Regions from separate parts of the Homo sapiens genome. Here region 1 is linked to region 2. Evidence: chromatin contacts called from ENCODE Hi-C or POLR2A ChIA-PET data. All regions are on one chromosome and are shown on one strand. The core of a region is the stretch at or near the end of the contact, and the rest is flanking DNA. Distances in the headings are between cores, read along the strand shown. Region 1 overlaps TFDP2 (transcription factor Dp-2). Region 2 overlaps GRK7 (G protein-coupled receptor kinase 7).

What was found. A loop is a pair of places that touch in the nucleus more often than their neighbours do. ChIA-PET counts read pairs that join two places held with the same protein, here RNA polymerase II (POLR2A). Pooled maps may share reads with other maps.
Region 1: a pooled map shows a loop between it and region 2 (8-fold over the local background). The contact joins two enhancer-like sites. A Hi-C loop is called at or near these places in 1 of 168 maps with a recorded cell type or tissue (naive thymus-derived CD4-positive, alpha-beta T cell), 6 of 37 single-sample maps with no recorded cell type and 10 of 50 pooled maps. POLR2A ChIA-PET finds 5 or more read pairs at or near these places in 2 of 52 experiments (WTC11 and endothelial cell of umbilical vein).

The regions. Positions count from the first base shown.
Region 1 is chr3:142,016,879-142,023,339 of GRCh38, forward strand. The region is part of intron 3 of TFDP2 (transcription factor Dp-2); the gene reads right to left. Among named protein-coding and RNA genes, the nearest start is that of TFDP2, 130 kb to the right of the region's middle. RefSeq lists an enhancer at 5,534-5,593 and a silencer at 5,549-5,843. Within about 2 kb of position 3,398, at least 3 of the 41 ENCODE cell types and tissues checked have a DNase peak (open chromatin) inside an H3K27ac peak, as active enhancers do.
Region 2 is chr3:141,793,443-141,799,964 of GRCh38, forward strand. All of the region lies in intron 4 of GRK7 (G protein-coupled receptor kinase 7), which reads left to right. Among named protein-coding and RNA genes, the nearest start is that of GRK7, 33 kb to the left of the region's middle. RefSeq lists enhancers at 3,388-3,447, 4,118-4,237. Within about 2 kb of position 4,194, at least 32 of the 41 ENCODE cell types and tissues checked have a DNase peak (open chromatin) inside an H3K27ac peak, as active enhancers do.

The DNA.
Region 1 (6,461 bases), core at 2,148-4,647, 220 kb after region 2:
ACAAAGCCCTATATCATCTGCAGTCCTCTTTCTGACCTTGTCACCTGTCAATCTCTCCCTACTTCATTCCTCTGCATTCACACTGACCTCTTTGCTGTTCTTCAACCCATGCCAACCAAATTTCTACTTCATGGCCTTTGTCCTTCAAGTCTCCTCTGCCTGTAATCCTCCCCCAGATATCCTACGTCTTATTCCCGTTTCCTTCAAGTCTGCTAAGTTGACACGGCAGCAGAGATATCTACCACCCTATATCAGCACTTCCTAATTTACTATACTTTATTTTTCCACCATAGTACTTATCTCTATATGACACATTACATATTTATATTTACTTATATAATTACTATCTGTCTTGTCACTCTCAGAATGTTAAGTTCTACAACAATAGGGGCTTTGTCATCTCATTCATTGCTCCAGCTAGGTGTCTCCAACACTAGCATACAGCAGAGCTTAATATTTGTTGGATGAATAAATTGGTAAGTACATGAATGTCTACATGGAAGTATATATACAAATTCATAAAACTAGAGTGTACAGTGAAAACTGAGTCTCCTGCCATCCCGAATCACCACCAAAATATTCCCTTCCTTAGTGACAGCTGTGGTGCCAGTTTGTAGATAAGCTTCCAAAAATATCCTCAGCATATGCAAACACATATGCAAAAATATTCTTTTTTTTTTTTTTTTTTTTTTGAGATGGAGTCTCGCTCTGTCGCCTAGGCTGGAGTGCAGTGGCATGATCTTGGCTCACTGCAACCTGTGCCTGCCGGGTTCATGCGATTCTCCTGTCTCAGCCTCCTGAGTAGCTTGGATTACAGGCACATGCCACCATGCCTGGCTAATTTTTGTATTTGTAGTAGAGACGGGGTTTCACCATGTTGGTCAGGCTGGTTTCGAACGCCTGACCTCGTGATCCACCCGCCTCAGCCTCCCAAAGTGCTGGGATTACAGGCGTGAGCCACCGCGCCCAGCCAAAGATATCCTTCTATCAGTCTGAGCGTTGCTTTTATATCCATCTCAGATGCCTTTCCATATCTGTAGATGTAGTGTTGCCTCAATATTTTATTTATTTATTTATTTATGAGATGGAGTCCTGCTCTTGTCGTCCAGGCTGGAGTGCAGTGGCACGATCTTGGTTTACTGCAACCTCCGCCTCCTGGGTTCAGGCGATTCTCCTGCCTCAGCCTCCTGAAGAGCTGGGATTACAGGCACCCATCACCACGCTTGGCTAATTTTTATACTTTCAGTAGAGACAGGGGTCTCGTCATGCTGGCCAGGCTGGTCTCAAACTCCTGACCTCAGGTGATCTGCCCACCTTGGCCTCCCAAAGTGCTAGGATTACAGGCGTCAGCCACCGTACCAGGCCTCAATGTTTATTTTATTAGCTACATAGTATTCCCTTTTATGGCTCCAGCAGTCTATTTATTGAGCTCCTGAGTAATGGAAAAGTTTTAGTATTACATATACTACTGCAATGACTATACATATTTCTTTACCCACATTACTTGTATCAACTGTGTATTTCTCCCTTTAGAAATGCATGAAAGTCTCCATTTACATATATCCTCATTAATCTACTGTTTTTTATTTTTTTATTTTTTTAGAGACGGGGTTTCCTTCTGTCACCCAGGCTGGACTGCAGTGGAACAATCACAGCTTACTGCAGCCTCAAACTCCAGGGTTCAAGTCATCCTTCCCACTCAGCCTCCTCAGTACGCCACCACATCCAGCTAATTTTTAAATTTTTTGTAGAGACAGGGTCTCACCATGTTGCCCAGGCTATTCTTGAACTCCTGGGCTCAAGCAATCCTCCCACCTCGGCCTCCCAAAGTGGGACTATAGGTGTGAGCCACTGCACCCAGGCAATGTGTTTTTAAATTTTATTTTCTTTGACAACTTTTACATTTAAAATTAAGTATAGTAACTCATTTTGGTCTTATTTTGGTTTTAATATATTGTTATGAGTATGGCTGAACACTGAGCATCTTTTGTTTAAAAGTTATGTAAATGTTCCTTCCTGAAAATTATGTCCACCTATTGGTTTTTGGTGAGTTTTTTTTTTTTTTTTTGGTAGAACGTCTTTAAATATTGAAGAAATACGTTTATTCTATTATACTTGCTGCAAATATTTCCCCCAATTGAACAGTGTTTGCTTTTATATATTATTCTTCGCACATTTTTTTTTTTTTTTTTTTTGTTTTGGTGAGACGGAGATTTACTCTTGTTGCCCAGGCTGGACTGCAATGGCACGATCTCGGCTCACCGCATCCTCCGCCTCCCAGGTTCAATGGATTCTCCTGCCTCAGCCTCCTGAGTAGCTGGGATTACAGGCATGTGTCACCATGCCCAACTAATTTTGTATTTTTAGTAGAGACGGGGTTTCACCGTGTTGCCCAGGCTGATCTTGAACTCCTGACCTCAGGTAACCCGCCCGCCTCAGCCTCCCAAAGTGCTGGGATTACAGGCGTGAGCCACTGCGCCCGGCCTATTTGCACATTTTTAAGAATGTAGTCAATTTTGTAACTTTTTAATGACTTTTGTGTCAAACTTAAAAAGGCCTGTGTGTGTTTAAATATAAAAATGAAGGAAGTGAGACTAATTGCCAGGGTTTTCCTAAATTTACCTTTGCTCCCTGGAAGTGTACTTTATACATGCACTTTAAACATGCTGCATTTTACTTATCGTATAGGTTTTATATTTCCAGTTGGATATGCTGTTCTTATAAATTAATTATCAGCAGTTAGAATGTATACTAAGATTATATTAAACACCCCCCCCAACATCTTCTTATACAATTTTAAAGCCTTCATTTTAAATTATAAATCCTTGACCCACCTGGAAGTTATCTGATATAAGAAGTGACAGATCCAAGGTTTTCCCCCTGAGTTAGCCACTTTTAATGAATAATCCACTCCATGCTGATATGAAATGCAACCTTGAGTTTACTTATTTGGGTCAATTTATTGATTTTCTATTCTGCTCCACTGATCTGCCTCTTCATATGTCAGTTCCCCATGGTTTTGTTTCATTCATGATTAACAGTTCCACAAAAGAATAAGCTGAGTCAGAAAAAGAAAGTAGTGTCAGAGCATTTCCTTCCTTCCTGTACTACCTTTTAACTATCTGTTAATAACTACTGTAAAAGACTATCAATTAGCTTCAAATACAGTACTGAAGAGGTCAAGTCACAGGTCAATTCTAGAAGGGGCAATTTGTTTTGCAAAGAGAAATGATTTCACAACCTTAAGACTGTATTTCTAATTTTAGCCAGCCATCTAGAAAGCAATATATGCCACTGAAAACAAAGTAGACTAGGGAGAAAGGATATGGATGACTCAGGGGATATCTATCACCTGTATTTCAAAAATAACTCTTGGGCCAGGGACGGTGGCTCACGTCTGTAATCCCAGCACTTTGGGAGGCCAAGGTGGGTGGATAAGGAGGTCAGGAGTTCAAGACTAGCCTGACCAACATGGTGAAACCCTGCCTCTACTAAAAATATAAAAAATTAGCCAGGAGTGGTGGTGTGTGCCTATAATCCCAGCTGCTTGGGTGGCTGAGGCAGGAGAATTGCTTGCACTCGGGAAGTGGAGGTTGCGGTGAGCCGAGATGGTGCCATTGCACTCCAGCCTGGGCAACAGAGCAAGACTCCGTCTCGGGGGGGAAAAGAAAGAAAGAAGAAAGTAACTCAGGCTCTGTAGGTCAACAGCATCACCTATGTAAATGAAATAAAAACAAACTTTGCAGTTACTCTGACTTCCTTCATTTTTATGTTTAAATATACTCATATACCTTTTTCTTTAAAAAAAAAAAAAAAGTTTTCAGGCTAGGTGTGATGACTCATGCCTACAGTTCCAGCACTTTGGGAGGCTGAGGCAGGAGGATTGCTTGAGTCCAGGAATTCAAGACCAGCCTGGGCAACATAGTAAGGCCTCATCTCTACAAAAAAATAATAAAATTACCCAGGTGTAGTGACACACACTTATGGTCCCAGCTATATGGGAGGCTGAGGCAAGAGGATCTCCTGAACCCAGGAAGTCGAAGCTGCAGTGAGCTGTGTTCATGCCACTGCACTCCCATCTGGGTGACAAAGCAACACCCTGTCTCAAAAAAAAAAAAATAGTTTTCACTTTATTTACTAACTAGTATTACCTACCTGCACATGCACATTACACCACTGTTATGTTTTATTTTGATGCATTTGTACTGAACCATGTTCGCCAAAAGTCACTAAGATTAAATACAAAGTTAATCACTATTACAAAACTTTTTAACTGAATGACCTCAACATCACTATAATTGGGATGGGTGACAAAGAGAAGATAAAAAAGTTCATAATATCTCCAAAGTATAATGGTTAAAGTGACCTCTGGAACCTTCCTCTTTCTATTTGGTTCTAAATGGAGATCAGGCATCCCATTGTGCAAAGATAAGGACAGAAAATCTGACACGCACATTCCTACATATCACATACACGGAAGGAAAAGCCTGAATGTTTCTGCAGCTGCCAGAACATAGAGAACTTTCAGGATTCACCCAAATGGATCACCTAACCAGAATCTTTCCAAAGGATCCTTGAAATGACCATAATATTAAGTGTATTTATAGCTCTATGGTCATATTTCTAAATGAATAAATCTTATATGTCAGTCTTTCCTACATACTTTCCCTAGAAGATCAAACCTGTTCTCTTGGCTTTGTTGAACATTTTCACTTAGGGGACACTTTCTAAAAACGATTAGCTAGCTCCCTCCTTTTCTTGTATCTAGAACCATGAATGCCCTAAATTCTTAAATTTGAAAGGAGAAAAACATTTTTTCTTCTCCATCTTACCACATTGCAAGATTTAAACAGTATCTCCTCATTGCTTAAGCAAACTCCTCAATTCAAGCTCTGGTATCTGGAATATTATAATTGGTTTCATTTAGTTCATCAAACCTAAAAGATCTTAGAAATCACTAAGGTCACTTGCAGGGCCCTTCTCCTTCAATAATTTTTTAAGTGTTCACCCAAAAACATTTGTCTCATCTGTAGGTTTGATACTGCTGGTTTTTCATTGGCTTCTTTATCTTTAGTTAAAATATGTCCTTTTGAAATCTTTTTTCTGTTAGCATATTCAGTCAAGGAAACTTTTTAATTGTTCAATTTCTCATTTTTCTTCCACCTGCTCAACTAAAATTTCCTAGTTTTGAAATGTATCTTCTGATTAATAATTGAGGAAGTTTACTGTATGTCCTCAAACAACTTGATCCTCCCAATCCTTCCCGGCAGTTCTTCCCAAATATGAGTGATCACAAGATTCACTACAAAGGGAAGAGAGGTGTCTCTTATTCAAAACACACACTCCTGAGCTCCACTGGACACCTAAAGATTCAAAAATTAGGTGGAGAATTTGTATTTTTAAGTGCCTCAGATGATTCTTATGGTCTGGTAAGACTCTTTGTTCAAATTAAGGAAATAACGAAATGCAAGTGGACTCTAGTACACTGAACTTATTTCTATTCTCATTTTAAAAGAGTCTGAGTGACCCTTATTTCTTCTGTTTCTTGTTCTTAAGTGTTATATTTTTTCACTGTTTAGCCCATTTTCAATCACCACTGTTAGCACCATCACAACAGTCAATACACCCACCAGATGGCACACAGACACTGTTTACAGGCCTAGTAAAAGAGAAAGCACAGAAAGCAGCACATTTTATCTCATACCAACAGCCACTGAATGGCTAGAGTTGATCAAGACAGCTGAGTGCAACCACAAGGATCAGAATTTATGAGTACTCAAATACCCAAGAGTACTTCACTGGAAATTACTCTCATGAAGAAGCTCACAGTCCGAGAGGGTAGCCAGACAGGGGTAACAGATAAATCCTTTTAAATTTACAGTTAAGTGAGATATTTTTCTAATATTTATAAGAGGTGACCATGACTGCAGACAGACTTTGAATTAAAAAGCTGGGTTCCTGGGCCGGGCACAGGTGGCTCACGCCTGAATCCCAGCACTTTGGGAGGCCAAGGCGGGTGGATTACGAAGTCAGGAGTTTGAGACTAGCCTGGCCAACGTGGTGAAACCCCATCTCTAGTAAAAATACAAAAATTAGCCGGGCGCAGTGGCATGCGCCCGTAGTCCCAGCTACTCAGGAGGCTGAGGCAGGAGAATTGCTTGAACCCGGGAGGCGGAGGTTGCAGTAAGCCAAGATCGTGTCACTGCACTCCAGCCTGGCAACGCAGTGAGACTCCCTCCGTCTCAAAAAAAAAAAAAAAAAAAAAGAAAAAGAAAAGAAAAAGAAAAAAAGTTGGGTTTTTAAAATAAGTTTTTTTATTTATTTGAGATAGAGTCTTGTTGTGTCACCTAGGCTGGAGTGCAGTGGCGTGATCTCAGCTCACCGTAACCTCCGCCTCCCGCGTTCAAGTGAATCTCCTGTCTCAGCCTCCTGAGTAGCTGGGATTATGGGCGTGTGCCACC
Region 2 (6,522 bases), core at 2,944-5,443:
AGTTTGTTTCTTCTACTCAGGAGTGCTCTCCTGAGATGCAGCCATGAGGAAGGCAGGACTGGGCAGAGAGAACCTCACCCCTAGTGCGGCAGGCGGTGGGGACTAAGACCTCAGCCATCCTTCAGGGAGCTCTGGAGTTGGGATGACTCTTCTGAGTTGGCCCAAATTGAGGTGGGGTCCAGACTTGTGTATCCCTAAGGATGCAGTCAGTGACTGTGAGTAGCTGCCAGAAGGGGGCGGAAGCCTGGGATGCCATCCCCGCTGCAGAAGGCAGTTCCCAGGGAGGGGTGCAGCTGTGAGCCATCAGCAAGCAGTGGCCCCAGCCAGGCATGGCTGCATAAATTTGGGGGCTCACTGTGAAATAAAAATATAGGGCCTCTTCTTCAAATATCGGGAAAAAGCCTCCTTTCATGCTCTATTTTTCAACCAGCCATAGGGTTTGGATTTGCTATTTAATGTCATACTTCCCCAGGCTCTGGGATACTCAAAGAGTGAGTAGAGACCCTCACAGACACCCAGGGCTCCAACCCACGACTGGACCTGAGGAAGCATGTGCCTGACCCCAGCCCTCCCTGCACCTGAGTCCAGGCCCCTACCAGGCAGAAAGTGGCAATAGTCACTGGGTGAGGGTGGGGGTAGAAGTGGGAGGTGGGGAAGCAGACAGCCATGAACCCATCCCGGGGAGGCAAGCAGGTGGCAGGAGGGGGACTGTGTGAGCTGAGGCTCCAAGTACGGCTCTATTGGCTTATTGGACTTCACTTAAAAGACACAAATTCAAAGATAAATGATTACAAACAGCATTAAACCCCAGTAAAGGTATGCCTCTGAGCACAGGGCCCTGTCCATGGGCACTGGAAACTGGCCTGGCACCAGCAGCTGGAGGGTGGGGGCCAAGAACCTGAAGAGGGGATTGGAGCCAAGTAGCCCCCACAGGTGGGGAAGAGCATTTCAGGCCATGGGAATAGTCTGGGCAAGTATCTCTTGCTTTAGGGGAAATGAAAAGGAAGCCAGGAAATGAAAAGCACATCGTAAGAGGAAATGTGGTTCAAATGAAGATGGAGAGGTGGCAGGGGCCAGACGGAACCTGGCATTATGGGCCATGTTAAGGACTTTGGGTGATCGTCTCTGATCACTGGAAAAGCTGTGGCAGGGTTTCATGAAGGGGACAACATGTTTCAAATTTTGTTTTGAAAAGATTACCCCAGGTGAAGTGAAACAGATTGGAGGAGATTCAGGTAGTTTGTGGTCTTTGTAATCCAGGTAAGAGGTGATGGGGCTCAGACCACAGAGGGAGTAGTGGAGACAGAACGCAGTGGATGAATTGGGGCGATATAATATTTCAGAGTGAATAGGCCTCAGTGATGGTTTGGATACGGGGTTAAGGGAGATGGGGTGTCAAGAATGATTTGTTAGATAAGGCTGTGTCACAAGCACAGACTTAGACCCTGAGTACTAAACAGGGAACCAGGCAAACAAAGACCCTGAATACTAAACAGGGAACCAGGCAAACAAATGCCTGCCTTCATGAAGTTCCAGGAGAGGAAAGGGATGGACAAGGACATGGGCAGTGATAATACGGTGTGATCAGGGTTGTCTGAGCTGGGTACATAGGAAGGGCACCCAGCCCAACATGAGGACCTGGAGTCACAGGGTCAGGAAGGGCTTCCAAGGGGAAGGGACAACCAAGCTAAGACTTAAAAGACATGAAGCCAGACAGGTAAAGAGGAAGGAGCATGCGCTAGGTAAAGGGATCAGCAGAGCTCAATAGTCCTCAATGGCGGGTGATTGTGCCAAACTTCCTGGGGATACTTGGCAATGTCTGGAGACAGTTTTGGTTGTCATGACTGGGGAACTGCTACCAGCATCTAGTGGGTAGAGGCAGGGATACTGCCAAACATCTTACAATGAATAGCACAGCCCCCAACACAAAGCATATTCAGCCCACAACATCCACAGTGCCACACTTGAAAACCCTGGCATAAAGGCCTCGCAGCACAAGGCCTGAGGCTCAGTCGCAGAACAGAGTGGCTTTGCAGCTGGCTGCAGTGTGGAGTCATGAGGTGGGAGGGGTGACTAACGATACAACTAGAGAGTTTAGCAGACACCAGGCCCTAGGGGCTGGAGGAGTTGCACAAGGGGAGTTTGAACCTATTGGCAAGGGTGCTGGGGAACCGATGAAAGGTTTTTAGCAGGGAAGTGACAAAATCAATCTTGGGGCCAGGTGTGGTGGCTAATGCCTGTAATCTCAGCATTTTGGGAGGCCAAGGCACAAGGATTACTTGAGCCTAGCAGATGGAGACCAGCCTGGGCAACAAAGCGAGACTCTGCTCTATGTTAAAAAAAAAAAATAGCCTTGGAATTACATCAAAGAGAAGGAGTTAGAATGAGCACAGAAAGGCTGGGAGGGAAGCAGAGGACTCAGGGAACTGTGGGCTTGCACATTGTCTAATGGAGTCACGGGAATAAGGAGAGGCTGGGCCAGGGGGTCTGCAGGATGCGGCAGGAGGGGGCTGTCATGTGACATGATACAGTTCAGGGACCTAATGGTTGCCGTGTCATCTAATCTAATATAGACACATGTTAGAAGCTCAGAGCATTCATTTAGATCATGCGCAGCTGATGAAATATAGTCCTGCAGGTCAAGGAGAAAGGAGCTTGAGCATTTGAATCCTGGTTCTGCCACTTACTCTGGCTGCTGTGTACAGATGTGCAGGCTGACTCCCTGCATGGGAGAGTGGGGGCTGACGTCACATGGGAGGCTGGTTTGCTCCACGCACCAAGACATTTGGAGTGCCTTCTAATTGGCACAAATGTACTCATGGGTTGGCCACAGCCCTGCACATGATCTTACACAAGTCAGACTGCTTCTCTGAGCCTGCTTAATACTGCCTGCCTTTAGCGTTGATGAGAAGATTAAGAAACAAAGTAGATAAATGCCTAGCCGAGGGTCAGCCACTTGGTAGGCACTCAAGAAATGATTGTACAAGAAGCTCCAGACCTTCAGTCACAATCCCCGCTGTTGCAATTGTTTCTGCCTCACCTGACAGGCACTGTAGTTGCTCAGGTGACCTCTGCAGCTGTGCTTTGTTCTCTGCGAGGCACAGGGAGCCAGCGGGACCCCAAGGCTGCAGCAGTGGGCAGTGGGTGAGCAGCTTGCATCTGGGTTGAGCCAAGCAGACACTCACAGTTGTCTTGCTTCCTCACAGCTGTGTGGGGTTTCATTTGTGGTTTTCTTCTGAGCATCTTAGAGGCACCGTGGAAAGTATGCCTCAGCCTGCTGCCAGAGAGATTCATAGCACATGAAACCACTGAAGAACACGCTCAAGTGAAAGAACGGGAACTATTGATCTCTGACCATGTGCCAGGCCCTGCCTTTCAGTCTGATGGAGTCTTGTGTAGCTGTCCTGCCTGAGACAACCAGAACCCAGGCATGGTAACAACAGCCGCTAATACATACTGTGGTAGCAGGCCTGCTGTGCGCCAGGTTTTGGGTCGACACCCAATCTGTTTTATCGTTTTAATCTTCGTCACAGTCCCATAAGGCAAGAACTGTTGAGGCTCAGAGGGGTTGAGTAAGCGGCTGTGGGTGACCGGCTTATAACTGGTAGAGCTGGGATCTGAACTACAGCAAACCAACGCCAGTGTGGGAGCCATTTCACCCCAGACTCTATGCCTGCAAAAAGTGTTATTGTGACGACCCCTCTTTTGGGCTCCCTGTGTGGGCTCTGTGAAATGGGTGTCCTTCCAGGGGTGTCAGGGAGAGCAGGAAGCCGCCTCTGATGGGATGCGCCCTCCCCGCCCAGGAAGTGGCGGCAGAAAGCGAGCCCTGAGAAGCCAGGGGCAGGAGCGGCCTCCGCGCGACACTGCGGCGCTCCTGATTCTGCGGCCTGGGGCCGAGCATGCGGGGCGGGCGGAGCCTCGAGCTAAGTCCCCTGGGGTCCCAGGGCCGCATTCCTCCGAGGTCTGCAAAGGCCACTGCTTAAAGGCGCAGAGGAGCAGCTGGGAACGAGAACAAAGCGGCCAGGCCCCCCTCGGAGGAAGGAAGGAGAGAGCCCCAGGAAACAGCTGATAGCGCTAAGCTCAGCTTGTTTTTTTCCTCTGCTCAACAGTTCTCCTGCCACGGCAAACAAAACATGTACATTCTGATTCCCTCTTCTGTTTGGATTGTGCTGTCGACTGGATCTGGTTTGTGATGAGCTGGGGGAAGAGGCATCCGCGGGCGATTTCTGGCTCGGCGTGCCAGTGTGCTTTTGCTGGGCCGCGCCGGGATCGCGGAGCTTCCTCTCCGGCTCCTTTCTCCCCGTCTGCGTCGCTAATCCAGCCTGGCCCGGCCACCCCAAGGGAAGACACGGCCGTTTCTTTTGATAGTGGAATTGGAGGTTGCCAAGTTTTCAGATTTAATGGGAGGTGGAGGGTTGCTCGTGTCCTTGACCTTGAAGGACCTGCGCACACTCATACTTTTTCATGGACTTGTAAAACTGTTAAGAGGTGAACTGTGCCCTCTCAGCTCCACCAGAAGCCCCTCCATGTTCTCTGCACTGCGAAGGTCACAGTCTGGTTCCTGGTTGTCCAGAGCCACACTGGGACTCTGTCCAGGGCCAGCCTGGGCCCTGCCAGTTCGGTTCAGAGTGACAGCTACAGGGTCAATGGAAGAGGCCAGCACCCAACAGCAAGAACAATGTAGGGGGTATCTGGACGGGCTTGGGATCTTAATCACACCTTAAGGTGTCTACCTTCCCCAATGTCTGGACACCTGTTGGTGACAGGTGGCCCTGATGGGACTAAGCTTGAGATTACTGTACTAGAAGGACTTCCCGCTGCCCCTGAGGGGATGGGGGAGGGGCACTGGCACTGCCAGGCGTGCTAAACCCCGTGAGGTCTGTTGTTCGATGTCGCCCAATGCTGGGTATACTTGGTTTTTGCCTGACCAGGTGTTGACTGTGTGGGTCTGGAAAGGGCACCATAAAACCCAAAGTAAAATAAGGTAAAACCCAGAAAAGGATAAAACACATACACACACACACACCCACACACCCCTCCACTAAGAGGTGCTGATACTCGGGCAATCCCTACAGCCCTGGGCATGGCGGTTCTGGTCACATGCACTGAAGGAGACGGTTCTGATGCTGCTGAGACAGAGGCGCAGGGCCCTGTGTAACTGCAGGAGTTAAACCCAGCTGTAAGAGGTCAGCGTGGTTGGACCTGCTCCACGCTGCTTGGCGCGTTCTCTCCTCCCACCCTACTCTGAGGAGGCAGTTCACATGCAGAAGACAAATGGCATAAAGGGCAGGCAATTAATTTTTTCAGCTGGAGGCTGCAATGGAATGTGGGTGCTTAAAGTCTGGCGTGCGCCTCTAATTCCATTCTCCTCAGTGAAATACCTCCGCTCTTCAAGGAGGTGGTGCCCTTCAAAGCTCCATGGCTGACATTTTCTGTCTTTAGGACCAAGAGGTGAATTTAGTCCTGAAAATTATTTGGAATGAATCTAAGGCCTTCCTGCACGCTGTCTCATGCTCTTTCCACTACACCAGGGGGTCTACAGTGCTGTAAAGATGGCAGGCCAATTCTTTACTTATTTCCTTGGGGAGGTGGTTGCAGAGCATGGCCCAGGGTCTGGTCCCATCTCCCAGAACCCTCTGCTGTGTGGAGCAGCCGAGCCAGCCTGAAACAGGCAAAAAATGGAGAATTCACTGGGATAAGGGGAAGGGAAACATCTTTAGCAAGAATGCTAAAGATCAAGGACTTAGTACTGGGCAAATGGGGAGAGGGAAGAAGGGGACTCTACAAGGGAGAAAAGAAATCCTGAAGGGAACTTGGAGGGGTAAGAAAAAGTCACTTCACCTACTTCTATAGAGGCGGAATAATGTAGTAGTGAAAAGCGCAGGCCAGGGCAGGCATGGTGGGTCACGCCTGTAATCCCAGCCCTTTGGGAGGCTGTGGCGGATGGATCACAGGAGGTCGGGAGTTCGAGACCAGCCTAGCTAACATGGTGAAACCCTGTCTCTACTAAAAATACAAAATTAGCCGGGCGTGGTGGTGAGCGCCTGTAATCCCAGCTACTCAGGAGGCTGAGGCAGGAGAATCACTTGAACCTGGGAGGTGGAGGTTGCAGTGAGCCAAGATCATGCCACTGCACTCCAGTCTGGGTGATAGAGTGAGGCTCGGTCTAAAAAAAAAAAACAAGGTGCAGCCTGTGTGTGATTCTTAGGTTGGTGATCTTAGGCAAGATTTAACCTCTCTATGGTTCAGTTTCCTAATCTGCAAAATGGACGCTATCTCATAGGGTTACTATGGAGATCAAATGAGGAATTCACATAAAGCACTACAGAAAATATTTAGCATGGAATAAGCACTCAATAATGTTTTCCATTATTATTTCCAATTTTTCTCTCAGCATGTGTTTCACAATCCTTTGTTCATGGCAAGGTATGTTGTCCACTTTCACCCTACACCTTCTACCGAGCAACTTAGGTTTATCCAGTATCCTCATTAGTAACTTTAATCCTTAATGTCACTCACCTT